2 separate regions of the Homo sapiens genome follow, and region 1 is linked to region 2. A link is a contact called in ENCODE Hi-C or POLR2A ChIA-PET data. All regions are on one chromosome and are shown on one strand. Each heading gives the region's core, a stretch centred on a gene start or an enhancer-like site at or near the end of the contact. The rest is flanking DNA. Distances are from core to core; before and after follow the strand shown.

What was found. Hi-C counts contacts between places; a loop is a spot of excess contacts on that map. ChIA-PET counts read pairs that join two places held with the same protein, here RNA polymerase II (POLR2A). Pooled maps may share reads with other maps.
Region 1: a map of K562 shows a loop between it and region 2 (2.1-fold over the local background). The contact joins the enhancer-like site here to the promoter of HK3 in region 2. A Hi-C loop is called at or near these places in 1 of 168 maps with a recorded cell type or tissue (K562) and 2 of 50 pooled maps. POLR2A ChIA-PET finds 5 or more read pairs at or near these places in 1 of 52 experiments (PC-9).

The regions. Positions count from the first base shown.
Region 1 is chr5:177,115,474-177,119,191 of GRCh38, forward strand. No RefSeq gene overlaps it. Among named protein-coding and RNA genes, the nearest start is that of NSD1, 16 kb to the right of the region's middle. Within about 2 kb of position 1,543, at least 23 of the 41 ENCODE cell types and tissues checked have a DNase peak (open chromatin) inside an H3K27ac peak, as active enhancers do.
Region 2 is chr5:176,896,943-176,900,597 of GRCh38, forward strand. HK3 (hexokinase 3) reads right to left here and starts at 2,404. Exons shown (of 19, transcript NM_002115.3): 1 at 2,325-2,404. RefSeq lists an enhancer at 3,224-3,655.

The sequences.
Region 1 (3,718 bases), core at 293-2,792, 220 kb after region 2:
CCTGTAACCCCAACACTTTGGGAGGCCAAAGCGGGCGGATCACTTGAGGTCAAGAGTTCGAGACCAGCCTGGCCAACATGGTGAAACCCCATCTCTACTAAAAATACAAAAATTAGTGGGGTGTGGTGGCGCACATCTGTAATTCCAGCTACTAGGGGCGCTGAGGCAGGAGAATTGCTTGAACCCGGGAGGTGGAGGTTGCAGTGAGCCGAGATCAGGTCACTGCCCTCCAGCCTGGGCGATAGATCGAGAATTTGTCTTAAAAAAAAAAAAAAAAAAAAGGCCAGGCACGGTGGCTCACGCCTGTAATCCCAACACTTTGGGAGGCCGAGGTAGGCGGATCACAAGGTCAGGAGTCCGAGACCAGCCTGGCCAACATGGTGAAACCCCCGTCTCTACTTAAAAAATACAAAAATTAGCCGGGCATGGTGGCGTGCGCCTGTAATCCCAGCTACTCGGGATGCTGAGGCAGGAGAATCGCTTGAAACCGGGAGGCGCAGGTTGCAGTGAGCCGATTTCGCGCCACTGCACTCCAGCCTGAGCGACAGAGCGAGACTTCAACTGAAAAAAATATGTCTGTATATAAAGATATAGATATTTACTATAAATAAGCACACAGCTTAATACATATTTATTGAATGAATGGCTTATGTTGAGCCTGAGTTGTCTGTGAGATTCCCAGGTAGTGAATTTGGGGCTGTGGGACAAATCTAGGCTAGATTGAGGCCCCAGCATTGCTGGCATCTAGGGAATGCACGTGCTGAGTGGATGACGATCCCTCGTGGAAACTGGGTGAATAATAAGCAAATGGGCCTGGGATGGGGCACTGCGACACCTTTGTTTGTCAGGCAGGGAAAAGGGGAGACATGCCCATGACATGGAGGCATAGAGAAGGGTTTGTGAGAATTAGGAGGGATCAGGTAGGAGTGGGATGGCCTGGAAACCTGGTTGGTTCAAGTAGGGTAAAGAGTCAAATGCTTCTCAGAGTAAAGCAGCAAAGATGGTGAAACGTCACCGGATTTGGCTACAGCGGCACTACTGGTGATCTGAAGCCAGGGTGCAGTGGGATCAGGAGGAAGATGAGGAAGAGGGGACAGGACAGTGGAGGGAAGGAGAAGCAGAGCCTGGTTGCAGGGTAGTTGACATTTTTCTCGGCCGTTTGTGGGCTGCCGGGAAGGAGCAAGAAGACAGGAAAGGGTTGGCGCTCCAGAGGCGAGAGAGGAGAAAGGGACACAAAAACCCATGGAAGCAATAGGGCGGGACTCAAAGCCCACGAGGAGGGCCGGCCCAGTTGTTCTCTGTCTCGTTTTCTAAGCGCTGCGGCAGGGCTGGTGGTGAATTCAGATAAACAGGCACAAAGGGCCAGTGGGGTCGCTAGCAAGATCTGGGACACGCTGAAAGTTAATAGGAATTGGCTGCCCTTTGCCGGCGCAACCCAACGTACAAAGATGATCTTTTCTGAGGCTCCACCGCCGCAGAGCCCTTCGCGCGGCCCACGGCACCAGCCGCCGCTGATTGGCCCGTGGCAGCCACCTGACCGAACGGACCAATAGGAGGCGTTCTCCCAGGAATGCGGCCCGCGTGTGGCCGGGAGCGGAAGCCCGACCTGAGTGCGGCAGGGCCCAGAGGCTGTGCTGGCCACGTGCACCCGGCTGGATTCCGCGGGCGCCGAACTGGGAGTGTGGAGCCGGGTCTCCCACTACCCTGTTCCGCCGGCCGAGGGAGTTGGGGAGGCCGCCTGTCCCAGACGCCCGGACCCTGTGTCCTTCTGATAAATTCCCCCTTTTTCTCTCGCTGGCTTCTGGGGCCATGTCCTTTTTACCCCCTCTGGTCCAAAGTAGTGTTTTAGGAGATTTGGAAGCAAGCAGAACCAAGTTGAAATTACTTGCTCCGCTGGGCGCGGTGGCTCACACCTGCAATCTCAGCACTTTGGGAGGTCTAGGCGGGCGGATTGCTTTAGCTCAGGAGTTTGAGACCAGCCTGGGCAACATGGCGAAACCGCGTCTCCACTAAAAAATACAAAAGTTAGCCGGGCGTGGTGGCGCGTGCCTTTACTTCCAGTTACCCTGGAGGCCGAGGTGAGGGGATCACTTGAGCCCGGGCCTTCTAGGGTGCAGTGAGCGGTGATGGCGCCACTGCACTCCAGCCTGAGCGACAGACTCCGTCTCAAACAAACAAAAATTAGCCGGGGATGGGGATGGCGGTGCGCGCCTGTGGTCCCAGCTACTCCGGTGGCCGAGGAGGGAGGATCACTTGAGCAAGAGTGGGCAGGCTGTGGTGAGCCGAGATCACGCCACAGCGCTCCAGGCTGGTCGAAAAAGTGAGGCCTTGCCTCAAAAATAAATAAATAAATAAATAAATAAATGCTGGGCATGGTGGCTCACTCCTGTAATCCCAAATAAATGCCGGGCCGGGTGGCTCATGCCTGTAATCCCAGCACTGTGGGAGTCCAAGGCGGGCAGATTGCTTGAGCTCAGGAGTTTGAGGCCAGCCTGCGCAACATGGCAAAACCCGTCTCTACCAAAAAATACAAAAATTAGCAGAGCGTGGTGGCGTGTGCCTGTGGTCCCAGATACTCGGGAGGCTGAGGCGGGAGGATCGCTTGAGCCCAGAAGGCAGAGATAGCAGTGAGCTGAGATCACACCACTGCACTCCAGCCTGGGTGACGGGGCAAGACCCTGTTTCAAAAAAAGAAAAGAAAGAAAAATTACTTGCTTACCATGTGACCTAGGACAAGTGTTTAACTTCACTGAACCTCAGATACCTCTTCTGGAAAATGGGACTACTAATACCTACTTCAGTATCTTTGTGAAGATTGTAAAGTCTCGTACCTGGCACACTGTGAGCTCCCAAAACACGTTGGTAACAGTTTTTATGATTGTGGATAGTCCTACCTTAGAGGAAGTCACAATCTCATCACACACGGCCTTGTACTAAGGCTTTTTCTTCCTACTGCCCCTTACTAGAATGTACACTGCTTGTTAACAACAGTGTAACCATATGACTTTTGAGTCTTCCAATTCCACAGTCCCTTCACTTGGTCTAACAAGGGGAAATTTAAGCTATACAGGAACAGTAGTAGGACAGGACATGAAACCATGGGATTTACATCAGGAAAGACACCAGCAATAAGGTGGGAATGTTTATAACACAACAGGGAGGTACTGAAACACATCTTGCTAGAAGGCTGCCATGCACCAACTTTGTGTGAACCTCGCTAAAATAGTAATCGTGATTACAATCATTGGAGGACTTGCCAGGTGCCAGATACTGTTCTAAACTTACATATTACCTCTCAACAATCCCACTTTAGGCTGGGCATGGTGGTTCACACCTGCAATCCCAGCACTTTGGGAGGCCGAGGCGGGTGAATCACCAGCCTGGCCAACATGGCTAAACGCCGTCTCTACTAAAAATACAAAAATTAGCTAGGCATGGTGGTGCACATCTGTAATCCCAGCTACTCAGGAGACTGAGGCAGGAGAATCCTTTGAACCTGGGAGGTGGAGGTTGCAGTGAGATTGTGCCACTGCCCTCCAGCCTGAGCAACAGAGTGAGACTCCATCTCAATAAAAGAAAAAGAAGAAGAAGAAAAAAAAAGAAAATCCCACTTTACAGAGCGATCACAGAGGCACAGAGAAGTTCTCGGTAACTTACCCAAGGTCACTATTAAGTGGCAGAGCTGGGGGTTCAAATCAGGCCTTGTGGGCCAGCGTCT
Region 2 (3,655 bases), core at 1,154-3,653:
TCAGGTGGGTTTTAACAGTGAAGTGATGCAGAGCAGAAAGAGCCCTGTACTCAGAGGTGGGAACCCTGCTCTCCACAAGGCAGCTGCACCCCATCTCAACCTCCAGGCTTTTCATCTGTGAAATGGGACCAACATGTATCAAAGGGTTGTGTGGGGCAAATGAGATCACGAGAGCAAAGGAACTTGCTCAGATGTGCATTCAGATTTATGTAGTTGAATCTGAACTGAAACTCTATGATTCTCCATTTCCTCTATAACATGAAAAGCTCAGTTCTTGTGAGGATTAAAGGAGTTAGTGGTCCTTTGCACACTGTAAGGAACTGTAGAAATGTCAGATACTTCGCTCATCCGAGCTGGAGGTGGTATTGCTGTTTCCATAGTCCCAAGGGAGCCCTCAGTGAGTCAGGTGCTCTTTAGGGGTGGGGGAAAAGGGAAACACAGCAGAGGGCCCAATATGGGAAGAGACATCTGTCCACTGAGTCACTTTACCTCCCTTCCTTGCAACAGCAGAACTTCTGGAAATATAGTACCTTCCCACCCCTACACTCCCCTCCTTGCCTACTCCCACTATGCTCACTAATTTGCCCTCCACGTGGTCACTGGTGACCTCCTAACTGCCCAATCCCAAGCCTTTTCCTCAGTCCCCACCTCTGCTGCCCTCTCTCAGGCATGCAAAGCCAGTAGTCATTCTCTTTGCTACAGAATTCCCCCTGTCCTTGGCTTTCACGGCCAGTCTCTCCTAGGTCTCCTTCCTGAGTCTCTCGTAGTCTTCATCAGTAATTTCTGTTCCTTCAGACAATGGGGTTCCCAAGTTTCGGTCATGCCCTCCCTCTACACTCCCTTTATCTCGCCCATTCCCAAGGTTTCATTAATAGCTGTGTCAGGGCTCCCAAATCTACCTTTGGCCTCAGCCAAATCCTAAATCCCAGTGGTCTGTTAGACATCACTATCTGGATGGTGGAGAAGCTCCTCAAATTCAACAAAGCCATACTCATTTTTCCATCACCTTACCCCCACAAAGCTCTTCTGTTCTCCACCTTGACTGGAGACATCGAAGTGTGCTCACTCACACGGCCGTTCGGGCTGCCTGCGCGCATCCCTCACCCTCACCTCCTCTATGCAATTGGATCTCAGGCTCTCTAAGAGCTCTCCTCTGCATCCCCTCCTCCCCATTCCCACACACTGCACCAGACCATCCTCCGGCCTGATTATTACAACAGCCTCCTAAACTGATAGCTCTGCTTCTAGTTTCTTCACCTCCTTACCCCACCCAACTTGATCACCTCTGCACTCATGGCCGGCACAGGGTCTGGTATAGGTATGTGCTAATGTGCCTTTCCAAAATTGGAAGCAAGGGGAGTGGGTAGTTTTTTATTTAATAAAGCAACAAATCAGCTTCTGATAAATCTCCCCAAACCATACATACCTATGCTGAGTTTCCAAATCTGTCAAATAGGGGTGTGGAATTCTTGTTCTATGCTGCAGGTCTATTTCAAGGATAAAATGAGGTAACTGGGGCAATTACCTTCGAAAAGGACTAAGGGCTACACACGTGTCTTTCTCAAGGCCCAGCTAGTTCATTTATTCATTCACTCACTCATTCATTCCCTCATCCATTCAATATTTATTCAGCATTTTTACATGACAGAATCTGTGAAGCAATCCCCAAGTAGCCCTAATATTTATATGCTAGGTAAATGTATTCAGCTCTGTCTCTTCCCACTGAGATTCCCTGTGGGGAGGGACATGTCTCCTTCACTGCAGTATCCCCAGAGCCCAGGGTCTGTTTGCCTAAGGGCCCCGTGGCTTCCCTTAGCTGAATGGGCTACACGAAGTGAGTTTTCCTCCTGAAAAGTACCCCAGGGACCTCTACTGATGTTGGGAGCTGCCATCGAGAACCAGCTGGCAGGCTGGGTGTGGTGGCTTGCACCTGTAATCCCAGCACTTTGGGAGGCTGAGGCAGACAGACTGCTTGAGCCCAGGAATGTGAGACTAGCCTGGGCAACATGGCAAAACGCCATCGCTAGAAAAAAATAACAAAAATTAGCTGGGTGTGGTGGTGTGCGCCTGTAGTCTCAGCTACTCCGGAGGCTGAGGTGGGAGGATCACTTGAACCCAGGAGGTCAAGGCTGGAGTGAGCCCTGACTGTGCCACTGTACTCCAGTCTGGGTGATAGAGAGAGAGACCCCATCTCAAAAACAAAGAAAGAGAACCAGCTGGCTTAATCTTTCCAGTGTCCACTTCCCCTGGTGTGAGCCAAACAGGAGGGATGAGGACAAGACAGCTGTGGAAGGAGCAGGCAGTAATTAGACCGAAGTGCTTACCTGGGACACAGAGAAGCTAGTCACTCTCCTCAGGTCTGAGCTCTTGTCTGGCAATATGAGGCACCCCAATGACCAAAAGCAACACTCAGGGGTGACCCGAGTTATAATATCCTCAAGCCCCACCCTTTTCCTCCACCACCACTTACCAAACATCAGCTAATTCAGGAAGCTGCACTTCCTTCCAAGCCTGCCCTAAGAGTAGCCCAGGCTAGGCAAGGCTGTGGTGAAAACTTGAGCAAGATGATTACCGCGAAGTGGAGCGTTGAACTGGGTCTAAGATTTTGGGCCATTCCCTCTACAATGCTGAGGGCTGTTTATTTTGCAAATATAGTGAGTTCTGAGGTGGTGGCTCGCCCCTAGAAGGAGCTGGAGGCGCCTAGCCTGGAAAGGTTATGGTAAGTACTTTTGAGCAAGAGGCAATGTGGGAGCACAAGCGGAAGGGACTGACTCTGCCGAGAGTGGGCAGGGCTAGCTGAAGAAGCTGAGTCTTGAAGAAAGAACAGCAGTATGCTGACAAAAGTGGTCCTTGACAAAGTGGAGAGCATGTGCACAACCACAAATCACACACACACAGCAATGAGGTGCAGCTCCAGGCGCCTGAAGAGGGTACACCAAGGTAGGAATATATAGTGGGAGAGGAGGTGACAGGCAGACTGCGGAGTCTAGCCTTTAGTCTGTAGCCTGCGCAGGGAGAGTAGGTTCACATCTTAGGTCTTCTCTACTGGAAGAAGGGGAGTGTTAGGCTGCTGTGGAGCTATTGGCGAACAAGCTGTTTTTCTGTGGGAATTTCTCCTCAAAGGCACAGAACCTTGGGGCACCAATGTAGAATACTAGACAGCCTGCAACAATCTTTGTTGAAGGCATGGATACACTTTAAAGCTTCAGGCTGCCTTGTCAGCAGTAACTCTATCCACAGATAGTAGGCCTCCACATGACATCAGGATGGAGACCAGAGATAGTGGCTCCTCTATCAGTAGTGGCATGAAGAGGCCAGGAAACATGCCAAACATCAGTCCTGCTGTGAAGTTTACTGGGTACCAACCAGGCATATAGGCTGTGAAAGGCAGGGAAGTGGGGGATGGGGTGGCAGAGGGTAGAGTGGCTGTCACAAACAACACAGCATCCTGCCTAGCCTGGGATCCCAGTCCCTTTCAACTTTGTTCAGTTGGGAGAGGAGAATGTGGAACTGACTATGAAAGGCCCAGCTGTGATTCATGCAGATAGCCTGCCATTTCTTGAGCCAGGGTGAGGATATGCCCCTGACAAGCATGGCCAGGGCTCTTCATCTGCGTTTCTGGAAGGTCTGTGTCCAGACCCCAGGAGCAGGGGTC